2 separate regions of the Homo sapiens genome follow, and region 1 is linked to region 2. A link is an interaction called in ENCODE POLR2A ChIA-PET data of the cell type or tissue named here. Cell type or tissue: OCI-LY7. All regions are shown on one strand. Links, peaks and the distances in the headings refer to the core of each region. The heading gives the core; the rest is flanking DNA. Region 1 overlaps LOC101927421 (a long non-coding RNA gene). Region 2 overlaps ZNF608 (zinc finger protein 608).

Region 1 (5,384 bases), core at 258-5,257, 400 kb before region 2:
AATAAATGTCTTTAAATCTACACTTCCACCAACTGATTAGAGACTTGAACTCAGAAAATATGGCAAAAACAGCAGAGCAGCAAAAGTAAGAAAAACACATGCTCACTTCATATGGTAAAAATGGCTCTTCCTTCCTCTCCCAAAGGCACATACACTTGGCATATGCGCAAAGTGAATTTTATTTCCCCTGAACAGAGTGATCCTAAAAGGTGTCTACTTATCTATAGATCAAGTTGCATTAAAAATTATCGAATCTACATTTTCATGATTTAAGTTTGCATGTTTAAATTAAGAGTGTCTCTTATTTTTTTATTAATAACTTTAAAAATAAACCTGATCTGAAATTCTAAACAAAACAGTGTTGGCAAGGCAGTGTGGCAGTATATCTGAGGAAAGTTGCACTTGAAAATAATTGAAGTATTGTCTTCTGGAGCTGAAGGTCCTACCTATCTTTACAGTTCTGAGAGTTAATGAGCCATGAAGTGATCATTTAAGGGCTTGTGTCACAGCAGTGGCCATATGAGTTTGTCATTGTGAATGGCATTTCTTAGAAAATCATCTCAATTTGTACCTTTTACTTTTAGAAGAGGGGAAAAAAAACTTTATGCCTCATTCCTACCCATTACCTCCATGTAGGATAGAAGCAGTGTCTGATTAAACATATGGCACATAAACAGTAAATTAATTAAATGTGAACAAAGCCTTTCATGTACCATATTTAAATTTTGAAATGTAGCCCAGTTTTCCTTCTATTTAGAATACATAGAACAACACACAAAAAAGTCACATATTTAAGGACAGATGTGCTGATGCCATGTAAAGTGCTCTTGCTGTGTGACATGGCCTGGCCCCATCAATAGGCAGGCTATTCTAAGTACACTCCATCTTGGCACTCAATAGTGTTGAGTATTTTTGTCCTGACCAACCTATCATTTTAATAAAATTACAAGCATATCTTTGTTCTGATTTCTTCCAATTCTAGTGTCTGAAATGGTTTGATTTAAATCATTTTAGGGTTTTTAAAAGCCAAACCACAAACTAACTAGAGACAATTTACTTAAACTTGTATATTCTCTTGGAAGTTCCTGGGCAAATCAGGGAACAAATACAAGTTTGAAAAAAGAGATGATTGTAGAAACTGCCTGTAGAAAACATTTGAGATTTATTTAGCTAATTACAAGTATTTCTACAACAAATAGGATAATTTGACTAAGTACTCCAAAATGCCAATGGAATAATTGTCAAATGTCCCCCCATCGAGTTGGCCAAAAAGAAAAAAATTAAAAAGACTCAGAGAATCCTGACATATTTTTTTGTTTTTCTTGATAGAAATAATCAAAATTCTACAAAGATCCTAGTTATACTTTGCAAGGTAAAATGTCTGAGACAGATAAAATGTTACATATGAAAGACCATCCAGTAGATTGTTTTATTTTTTTGAAAGCCTTAAAAATTTAAAGCAGTTCACTATCTCTTTTATTCTAATTGCCCAATTACATACCTTTACTCAAGCATCACACTCCCTACAGTAAAATGGATTCCTCACAGTCCAGCCCCTGATTTCCACAAAATTAATTCAGATAAATACCTGTTAGGATATTTCTTTCAGTAATGTAATGAGGTCAAACACTAAAAATATAATGCTTTCAAAATGGAAGCTCTCAGACTAGATGTTCTTACCGCTCAATCTAAGTGTCATGTGTTATATAAACATGTAAAACTCACAATTGCCTTTGATTCCATTGTCTTCATCATTCCTCAGCTTCCATCTTCCAGAGATCATAAGAGAAAAAAGGCAAATAAAATTCAAAATATGTTGTGCCAAGAAATTTTTTCCATTAATTTTTAAACCCACGCATATGGCAAGGGAAATAAAATCCGTGTGTTTCCTGACTCATTTACACTTAATTCACCAAAATGTTCTTTTTAAAAAGAGAACTGACATCCTACAAGTCTTCTGAACCTATTTTCTTTGACATACTGTCCCATCTTGTCAACTCACAGCTCCCAAGGTTCAAGATTGGTTTACAGCTTTGAACCCATATGCTGAAAATAAGCTTGAACTTCACGAAACAAACATGCTTCGCTGTGACCCCTCTGAAAATAATTCCAGTTGAGCTTTGGGCATGACATTTTGTCACTTCTACTCTTCAATCTTGAGTTAGAGTGGGAGTAAATGAGGCAATGAAAGAAAAAAAAAGGAAGAGAAAAGAAACTAGAAGGAGGAGAAGGAGGAGGGGTAGGAAGAGAAAGAAAAGCAAAAGGAAATGATTAGTTAGCTTGGGATGGGATGAAGTAAAAAGAATAGTGGACCAGAAATAAGGAGACACCCTCTGGCTGCTCTTCCCAGCTCAGACACTAGCTAGGGTATATAGCTAGGTAAAAATGTTACCCATCCAGGCTGCGCCACAAACATTCATATTCATAAAAATGAGAAGGATCAGAATTTACAAACATGGTTGAGATGACTACTATGTTTCCTTCTGTCCCTGATAATTCTGTTACTTTCTGGGTTTATCCCTGGACATAAAGCAAATCAAAGTATTCAAGGAGTTTAGCAATCGTGAGGATTACCCCAAAGTGGACTTTCTTCTACCTCTAGTTAGGTCTCTGCCCTCTCCACTCCCCACAGGACCACAGAACATTTTCCTAACTCTTGTGTGCTCCAATTCCTCCAGCTTCATGTTCCTATTGATCCACTTCTATCTCATGTGCCTGGTGATTCATTTCTATTTCTTATTTCTATTGATCCATTTCTCTGAATCTTGAATCCTCTGCTTTGCTCTACAGTCCATTCTTGGACATGAATTGGTTCCTTTGGTCCTAGCATGGGATTTGGCCCCAGAATACCTTATGTAGTTTGCAGTTTCTGAACTCCTTCCTCTCTTCAGTAAGGAAACACCTGGTTCCTGGATCAAATGGCTGTAAAAGTCTGTGCTTATGTATCATGAGAATTGGCTCAGATTTAATTCATGCTTTAAGCTCTAAGCTAAGTGTAAAACTAGACAATCAAACATTAATCCATGATAGATTTTATTCAAATATTCTGGTCTAAAAACATATCCAATCCAGGGGAAAAGAAAAGTTACCTCCAGCCTACATATGTAAACATGTAGGAGCTTTTTAAGGGATATGTGTGTTTAGTATGTTTTACCTAAAAGGAAAGAAGGTCATAAGGTCACCAAAACTTCTGCAGAATATCATTTGCCCTTTTTCATGGAAATATTAGCCTACTGGTTTCTGCACAATAATTGATACAGATTGGTTGTTGTGGGGCTGTTTGTGCTGACCTTGACATTCTTTCCTTTAAGGCACATAGACTCAATATGATATGTATTTTAATCTCCTGAGTAATGTCTTCGCTTTCTAGAGACTCTATTTATGCTTGTGATGATTTTGATGTATTTTGGTCATTTCTCATGTTTATCACTTTAATGATTTTGTAACCATGTGTGTAAAAAGTAATTTGCCAAGTTTCAAACCCCTTGGAATTTCCTTAGTTTTTCATTTGGAACCAGGCTTAAGCTCTTCCAGGTTCTGTTTACTGCTAGCTAATGATGACTGCCTTATCCAAAAGGGGGAAAGACCTTTGAACATACATTAAAATGTGTGTATGATTTCTGAGACATCAAATAGCTGGAATAACAAGTCAACATTTTGATGAGTTAAGTGTAAATTAATTAAAGACATATGAACTAAATTCTCCTTGAAGCACAGATGATTTGAGAAACCAAAAAGTGCCTGGAAAAAAATATGGCTTTTATTTTTATGAACTCCCAAAGTTTGAAAAAGTAGCTGAAGATTAATTTCCATCTCTTATCAATCGTTGCTTTCGATTTTTAATAGATTATATCCTTTTATGTGTAGTTTTTAACCTGAATCATCTAAGCAACAAAAGTCCTACCTTTCTTTTCCTCTTTCTTGCTCAAGCATGGATGGGCATCAAGGGCAAGAAACTCATCTTCCAAAAGGTGAGAGTACTAATCTGATAAAGTAAATATCGAGACACTGTTCAGCCATGCTTTCCAGTGGATGAAACACTAGAAGTATAAATAAACCTATATGGTGCTCTTCTCTAGTCCTGTTTCCTTTATTCTGGCAAAGACACATTTTTGTACTATTACAGTGCTAAGTCTTGATGCTCTCTTGTAGACTTAGAAATGTCATAATAGGTGGCTCACGCCTGTAATCCCAACACTTTGAGAGGTTGAGATGGGAGCACTGCCTGAGCCCAGGCATTCAAGGTCAGCCTGGGCAACATAGCGAGACTCCATCTCTTACAAAAAAAAAAAAAATTATTAATTAGCTGAGCACGGTGGTGCATGCCTGTAATCCTAGCTCCTCAGGAGGCTACGGCAGGAGGATCCCTTGAGCCCAGGAATTCAAGGTTACAATGAGCTATGATCGCCACTGCACTGCAGCCTGGGTGACAAAATGAGATCCCATCTCTCAAAGAGATTAAAAAGAAAAAAAAAAAGAAAAGTCATAATGGCCTGTGTTAAGGCTGCTTTGACTCTGCTCTCTAGGCTTCCATTGGATCAGGCAAAAGGAAGGCTATGGGTGGTAAGGTGAACTCAGGAGATATTTTTCTTAGCCTTCTTTGAACATCTCTCTCTTCCAGGGATTTTATGGAAAGAAGTGATAAAGAAACCAATGTGCTGCACCCATTAACTCGTCATTGACATTAGGTATATCTCCTAATACGTGCAGCACACCAACATGGCACACGTATACATATGTAACAAACCTGCACGTTGCGCACATGTACCCTAGAACTTAAAGTATAATAATAAAAAATAAATAAATAATTAAAAAAAGAAACCAAAATAAGATTCTAGATCCCTAAACAAAAAAAGCAATGTATTAGTGAGCATTATATAGTACCCCATTATTATTACTTCTGACACTTAGAATATTATTACCAACATTCAAAGTTTCTCCTTTTAAAATTATTAAACTTTAAATGACAATAGAGAGAAAGGTATTTTCTATAAAACTTGGTTATCCCAATCATTTATTTTTCCATACTAAGTGTCCTTTGTTCACTTTTAAAAATAATAACAGTAATACATAATTGTTTATCATGGTACATAAATTATTGTAAAGGAAAATGTAATCACATCACCAAATCATATCACTAATAATAGTCATATCACTATTGATATAGGCAATTTTACTAGGCTAATACATTATTTGTGTGTGTGTGTGTGTGTGTGTGTGTATGAGTGTTTCTTGATGTTTGTCATGGGAAATAAAAAATAAGTTCATACTATACTACATGTTTTTTACTATTCTCAAAAGTCCATCCTAAAAATCTACCTAGTTCAATAGCTATAGCACAAACATATCTTTTCAAATGTCAGTTTAGTATTTTATATCATTGT
Region 2 (5,384 bases), core at 76-5,075:
CCTGAGCCAACTCAGCCACTCCACTGGCTTCATTACTTTCTTTCTGCCAGGGGTCACAGAGATGATCTAGAATGATCTAATTCTGTCCATTCGCCTGATAGACGTTGCCCAACAGGCGATCCTCTGCCCATCCTCCCCATCCCAGGCCATGACACTGTCACCAACTGAAACAGACCGCTGGGGCACATCTTGAGTTTGTCCTCTTCTGCCACCTTCCCGAGTCTGATCTCTCCTCCCTATCCCCCCACCCCACCACGGGTGCCAGGTCTTCTTGGAGTACTGCAATGGCTTCTTTTTTTATGTTTTGTGATGGAGTCTGGCTTTGTTGCCCGGGCTGGAGTGCAATGGTGCGATCTCAGCTCACTGCAACCTCTGCCTCCTGGGTTCAAGTGATTCTCCTGCCTCAGCCTCCCGAGTACCTGGGATTATAGGCACACACCTACACCCGGCTAATTGGTAATGGTTTCTTGTCTTCCTTCCTCCAGTCTTGCCCTGTCTCATCTGTTTTCCCATGGCTTCCAGTGTGCTTTTTACCACATTAACAATCGAATCCTTCCGTGCCCCTACTTTAAAATCCTCAGTGCCCACTTCCAACTTCATAATAACCCCCCAGATTCTTAGCCTGGCCTGGGCTCTTGTGAATTCTCTGATATTCCAGCCTCAGCTCTCCCTGTCCCTGCCCCACCCCCTTGGTGCTCCCACAATGCCCTGGGCTTAACTGACCACCTTCAGCTCTGACCACATTTGGCTCTGCGGCCACTGCTCATCTCCCCACCTTTGGCACATTGTGGCACCTGGCAAAAACTTGTTGGATGAAGGAATGACTTCCCCAACAGTGAGGCGGCTTAAACGGCAACCCATCTAAAGGGGAGGGCCTGGGGTTAATACATGATTCCTGTCACACAAACTAGGTCCTTATGCCACCTTGGACTCACTTGTGGATTTCAGGACCTCTGCATGAGGAGTTGAAATAATAGTCTTCAAGCATCTACCCTCTCCTCTCTGCTTTACTTTTACTCTAAAGTGGAATGCCTTAGCATCTTTTCATTAAAAAGTTAGTTTAAAAAATGGTAAAATAGTATATGGTCATGTCAAAATTTAAGCAGCATAGAAGGCTATAAAATGAAAAGTTATTCCTTCTTCCTCTGTATGTTTCTATATGTATAAAATTTCTGAAAGAACACACAAGAAACTGTTAGAAGAGAGGTTCTCTCTGGAGAGTGATCTGTTGACTTTTATTAATAAAATCTGCTGTGTTCTCAAGGTGGGGAAACCGAATTCTGGACCTGTGAGCAAGCAGCTTTTTTTTGTGTAGGCCTCTGTGAGAAGAAACTTTTAAAAGTGGTTTATGGTTTAGAACTTGGTAGGGGGCATGATAGACCTCATTGGGACAGGCTGTGGCCTCTTGTTTTTGCTCCTGACCCTGAGAAGTAACTTATCTCTTAAGACTAAGTTTCTTCAGTTTACACAATCAGATGAGAAAACCCACCCTTGCCTTTCTCTAGAGCTGTAGTAAAAATGAATGTTTCTTTAAAGAGTCCTTGACAATAGATATGTAGCTAAGTATTACATATGGATGGAAATACCATATACATGCATGTATAGAGATGGTGTATGGGGAAGCTTTGTCATGTTCTCTCTAACCATTCCATCTCTGTGATAAAGTATGGAGAGCTTTACCCAGTTGCTTAACTGTGATTCAGAATGAAATCACATTTTCAAAACTTTGCTTAATTTATTAAAATTGATCAGTGTTTTGGATCAACATTTGGGAGGTATGGAAAGAAGAGGCAGGAGACATACATAAGAAGCTTCTTGGACATATGTTGAATATATGTGAGCAATATTCAGATTTTGCAGGGAGGAAAGTGAGTGGTACCAAGATAGTGTCCTGTACAGGGAGTCAAAATTGTCTTCTTCTGTAGCCGACCCACGATGCTTTGGGTGCTTCTGTGGCCTTCCCTTTACATGGATCTCAGCTCACCGCATAGCTTTATACACCACATAGCTCCCATACAGTGTGACTCAGGCACTTCCTTGTCATTTAATTTGTTATGACCAGCATGTTTTGAGTTTGTAATTCAAATGTGTAAAATTTTAGTTGAAAATACTCCTTTTAGGTGGTTGCAAGTGAGATTCCCTAAAAGAAGGTAAGAAAAATGACTGATGTTAAGCTGAGAGAAATCGGAATACGGTGGTTTCCAAAATGGGCTTTTCTTTCCTTTCTTCCTGCCTTTCTTTCTTCTTAAAATCATGTCTGCATCCAGAAGCATAAGGATGAGAGACTTCTAACCTTTCCCTGATTTCAACCTAATTTCAAGGAGAAATAAGGGTCACACAAGGACAATGTATTTATCAATGACCAATATCAACTAAGATACATGCATTATTCATGTGTTTTGAAATTGATTTATTGGCTAATGTAGGCGCAACCATGTTTAGCAACATCCAGAATTTACCACTGAACTTTCTTTTTAAAAACTTTCACTTTTAAGGGATTGGGAACAAGATCTAATTGATAGAAATGGAATTTGCATGGAACTTTTCAGGAATTCAGCTTTGTACAAAGGGCCTTGTGCAAAGGATTAATCCAAGAACACAGGCTTTTTTAGTGCCTTTACGATGGTCTCCTTTCTTTGTGGCTTATTTTTGTGCTTTAAGTGTCTTTGGAAATGGGATGAGAGGAAATCAGAGAACTCTTATGAACAAGATATGAAAACACTGATCATTTACTGCCACTATTTAAAGCACACACAGCTCTCTGAGCAGTGAAAGATGTCAGCGGCACTTTTGAAACAGATTAAGTATCTGTGGCTCAGCAGTAGGACAGGTTTTCAAAGAACACAACTGAGGCTAAGTATGTGACAACTGATGTGGTGTGGTAGAAAAGAGTCCCTGTGTCTGCTCCGCCTCCACCAATATCGCTTAGCTATGGAACTCTACACAGTTCAAGGCCTTTGAGGGAGGAATTTAATTTGGCTTCATAACAAAAGAAATTTAAGACATTGAGTAGAGTAGTTTAATTATATTCCATCTTTACATACTCAGTACCTTCTGTTTTGCTTTGAAAACTGTCATGGCTAGAGAATGAAGTTAAAAATAGTCACTGCTGTTTAAAGCGTATTTTACACATGTAGCTGTGTACATTCTCTTGCTTTGTGACCTGCATATAGGGATCCTTCTGGCAGTCAGACACGAAGAGTCAGTGACCCCCTTTCCTCTCCACCCCAAAGCAGTACCATGCAGAACCCAGATTTTTTTTTTTTTTTTTTTTTTTTTTTTGAGACAGAGTCTCTCTCTGTTGCCCAGGCTGGAGGGCAATGGTGCAGTCTCGGCCCACTGCAATCTCCGCCTCCTGGGTTCAAGCAATTCTCCTGCCTCAGCCTCCCGAGTAGCTGGGATTACAGGAGCCGCTACCACGCCCAGCTAATTTTTGTATTTTTAGTAGAGACTGGGTTTTTCCATGTTGGTCAGGCTGGTCTTGAACTCCTGACCACAGGTGATCTACCCGCCTTGGCCTCCCAAAGTGCTGGGATTACAGGCGTGAGCCACTGCACCGGGCCTTGGATTTTTGGCATTCTGGAATTTTGGCATGGTGGGGGTTCTGGCTGGAGGTGGAAGCATCCGTCTTGGCCCCACTGGCCTTGGGGCCAGAGCCCTGGTCCATCCCCAGGCCAAGTCCTACCAGATCAGCTGCTAAGCCTGAACAGCACTTGAGGGCAGGGTTGGTCTTCATACCTGATAATGAGAAAGTGGAAATGGCAATATAATTCCCAGTCTGTGCATAACGGTAGTTTTAGAATTGGATGATTTAAAACAACAACAATAAAACAAAAGCTGAGCTTTGGTTTCAGTAAGGTTTTAAAGTGAGGTTTCTGAAGGGATTGTATTATTTGCTTGCAAGCCTGAGATTCACTATTCTGAACTATGGGTAATAAAGGGTGATTCAGGTATATTGCTTCCAACATACAGAAAAGGGCCAGAAATTACCCATGGAGAAAGATTTCTTTCCATCTCATCTTCTATTTTACATTTAGAAGGGTTTGCGTTTGATGTTAGACCAATGTGGGGTCAAATTCTGGCTCAGCCACCGACCCTGAGTGACCTTTTAAGTTACTTAACTTTTCCCACGTTTCCTTTTCCTCATCTGTAAAATACTTCCCTTAACAATTTTGTAAAGATCAAAAGAGAGAATGCACAGTATAATCCCTCCTACACTATATGTGGTAAGACAGTTATAATTCCTCTATGTTGTATGTGTTAAAAAGTAGCTGCTGATGTTACTATTTTTATGAGAAAGCCCATGGACTTTAAGATCAGAGAGCTTTGGTCTTGAATTTCAGCTCCTTAGATAAAGTGGCCCATCCTCTGAGATCTTCAGTTTCTGCTTCTATAAAACAGGAATGTTGTGAGAATTAAAGGAGGCGGAAAAAGTCTGGTACCTTAGACCCTTTGTGAGAATTTGCCCATGTTGTTTTCTCAGCAAGCTGCAAAGCGTAAATTGCTTTGATCATGGTTCTGAAAGGAAGAGTTGTCTCCATCACATTTACGAAAAGGCAGAATTAGAAGTGACCAAAATTCAGTTGTTACAGGTTTGTCCTTTAGGGATGGAAATTCAGCCTCAATGATTAGTTCTGGAGAAAAGATCAGTGCCTAATTTAAGGAAATGGTTTTTAAAGCTTCCCCTGCTTTGCTAAAGAAGCAGTGACGTCAGGCAGAAAAAGGGTGGTTAAAATGCAAAGTAAGAGACTGCAGCAGTGGTCGCCTCTAAAGAGCTGTGATTTCCCCTACGTAGTAGTGGAGTCTCTTTCTAATGCTTTTTAAATGAAGAGGTGACTATGGGCAATCTCATAAAACAGCCCAATACCAGGATATGGAGAAAACGTGAACATTAAGTAATCGTGCCCCAGCATTCTCATAGACTATAACAATATTGGCTCTGAGCAAAGTAAAACACCATTCCCCCTCTGGTTGTTGGTGATCCCGGGATTGAGGGGTTAATAGCAGGATCGGTGTGGATATTTTTGGCAATAGACGTGAGAAAGCTGTGGCAAGCTTCCCTGTCAGGGTTTAGACCTGATCCCAGGTAAAGGAGGGAATCTCTCTGCCTTCTGGAGGCTTGCTTCTCGGCAGTCCTGGGTTTCGCCTTCTCCTTCTACCTGGCAGCAGAGCCACCTGAATGTCTCTTTGTTGGGTCTGGGTGGAGCAGGAGTGCTCGAGGGAGCACTCTCCAGCCCTACCCTGGCCACCTATCCTCACTGGCTGTCGGTTTCCTGGTACTGAAAGCATCACTGACCAACACAGTGAAATGCCCCAGTGATGAAAAGCTGTCCCCACCAACACTCCAGCTTTGGATCCTTCCTTGCCCATCAGCACTCAGGAAG

What was found. ChIA-PET counts read pairs that join two places held together with the same protein. Peaks named below come from ENCODE experiments on the same cell type or tissue, not always from the same donor. Only the 100,000 strongest peaks of a DNase experiment are listed, where the experiment ranks them.
Region 1: POLR2A ChIA-PET joins it to region 2 with 7 read pairs; 2 of 35 experiments call an interaction of 5 or more read pairs at or near these places.

What each region holds. Positions count from the first base shown.
Region 1 is chr5:125,104,594-125,109,977 of GRCh38, reverse strand. All of the region lies in intron 2 of LOC101927421 (a long non-coding RNA gene), which reads right to left. Among named protein-coding and RNA genes, the nearest start is that of ZNF608, 360 kb to the right of the region's middle. In OCI-LY7, for the core only: no CTCF peak of the experiment used is centred there; no DNase peak of the experiment used is centred there.
Region 2 is chr5:124,707,069-124,712,452 of GRCh38, reverse strand. All of the region lies in intron 2 of ZNF608 (zinc finger protein 608), which reads left to right. Among named protein-coding and RNA genes, the nearest start is that of ZNF608, 37 kb to the left of the region's middle. RefSeq lists an enhancer at 2,620-3,359. In OCI-LY7, for the core only: no CTCF peak of the experiment used is centred there; DNase peaks (open chromatin) are centred at 2,816 and 4,742; H3K4me3 peaks cover 2,754 bases; H3K27ac peaks cover 4,196 bases.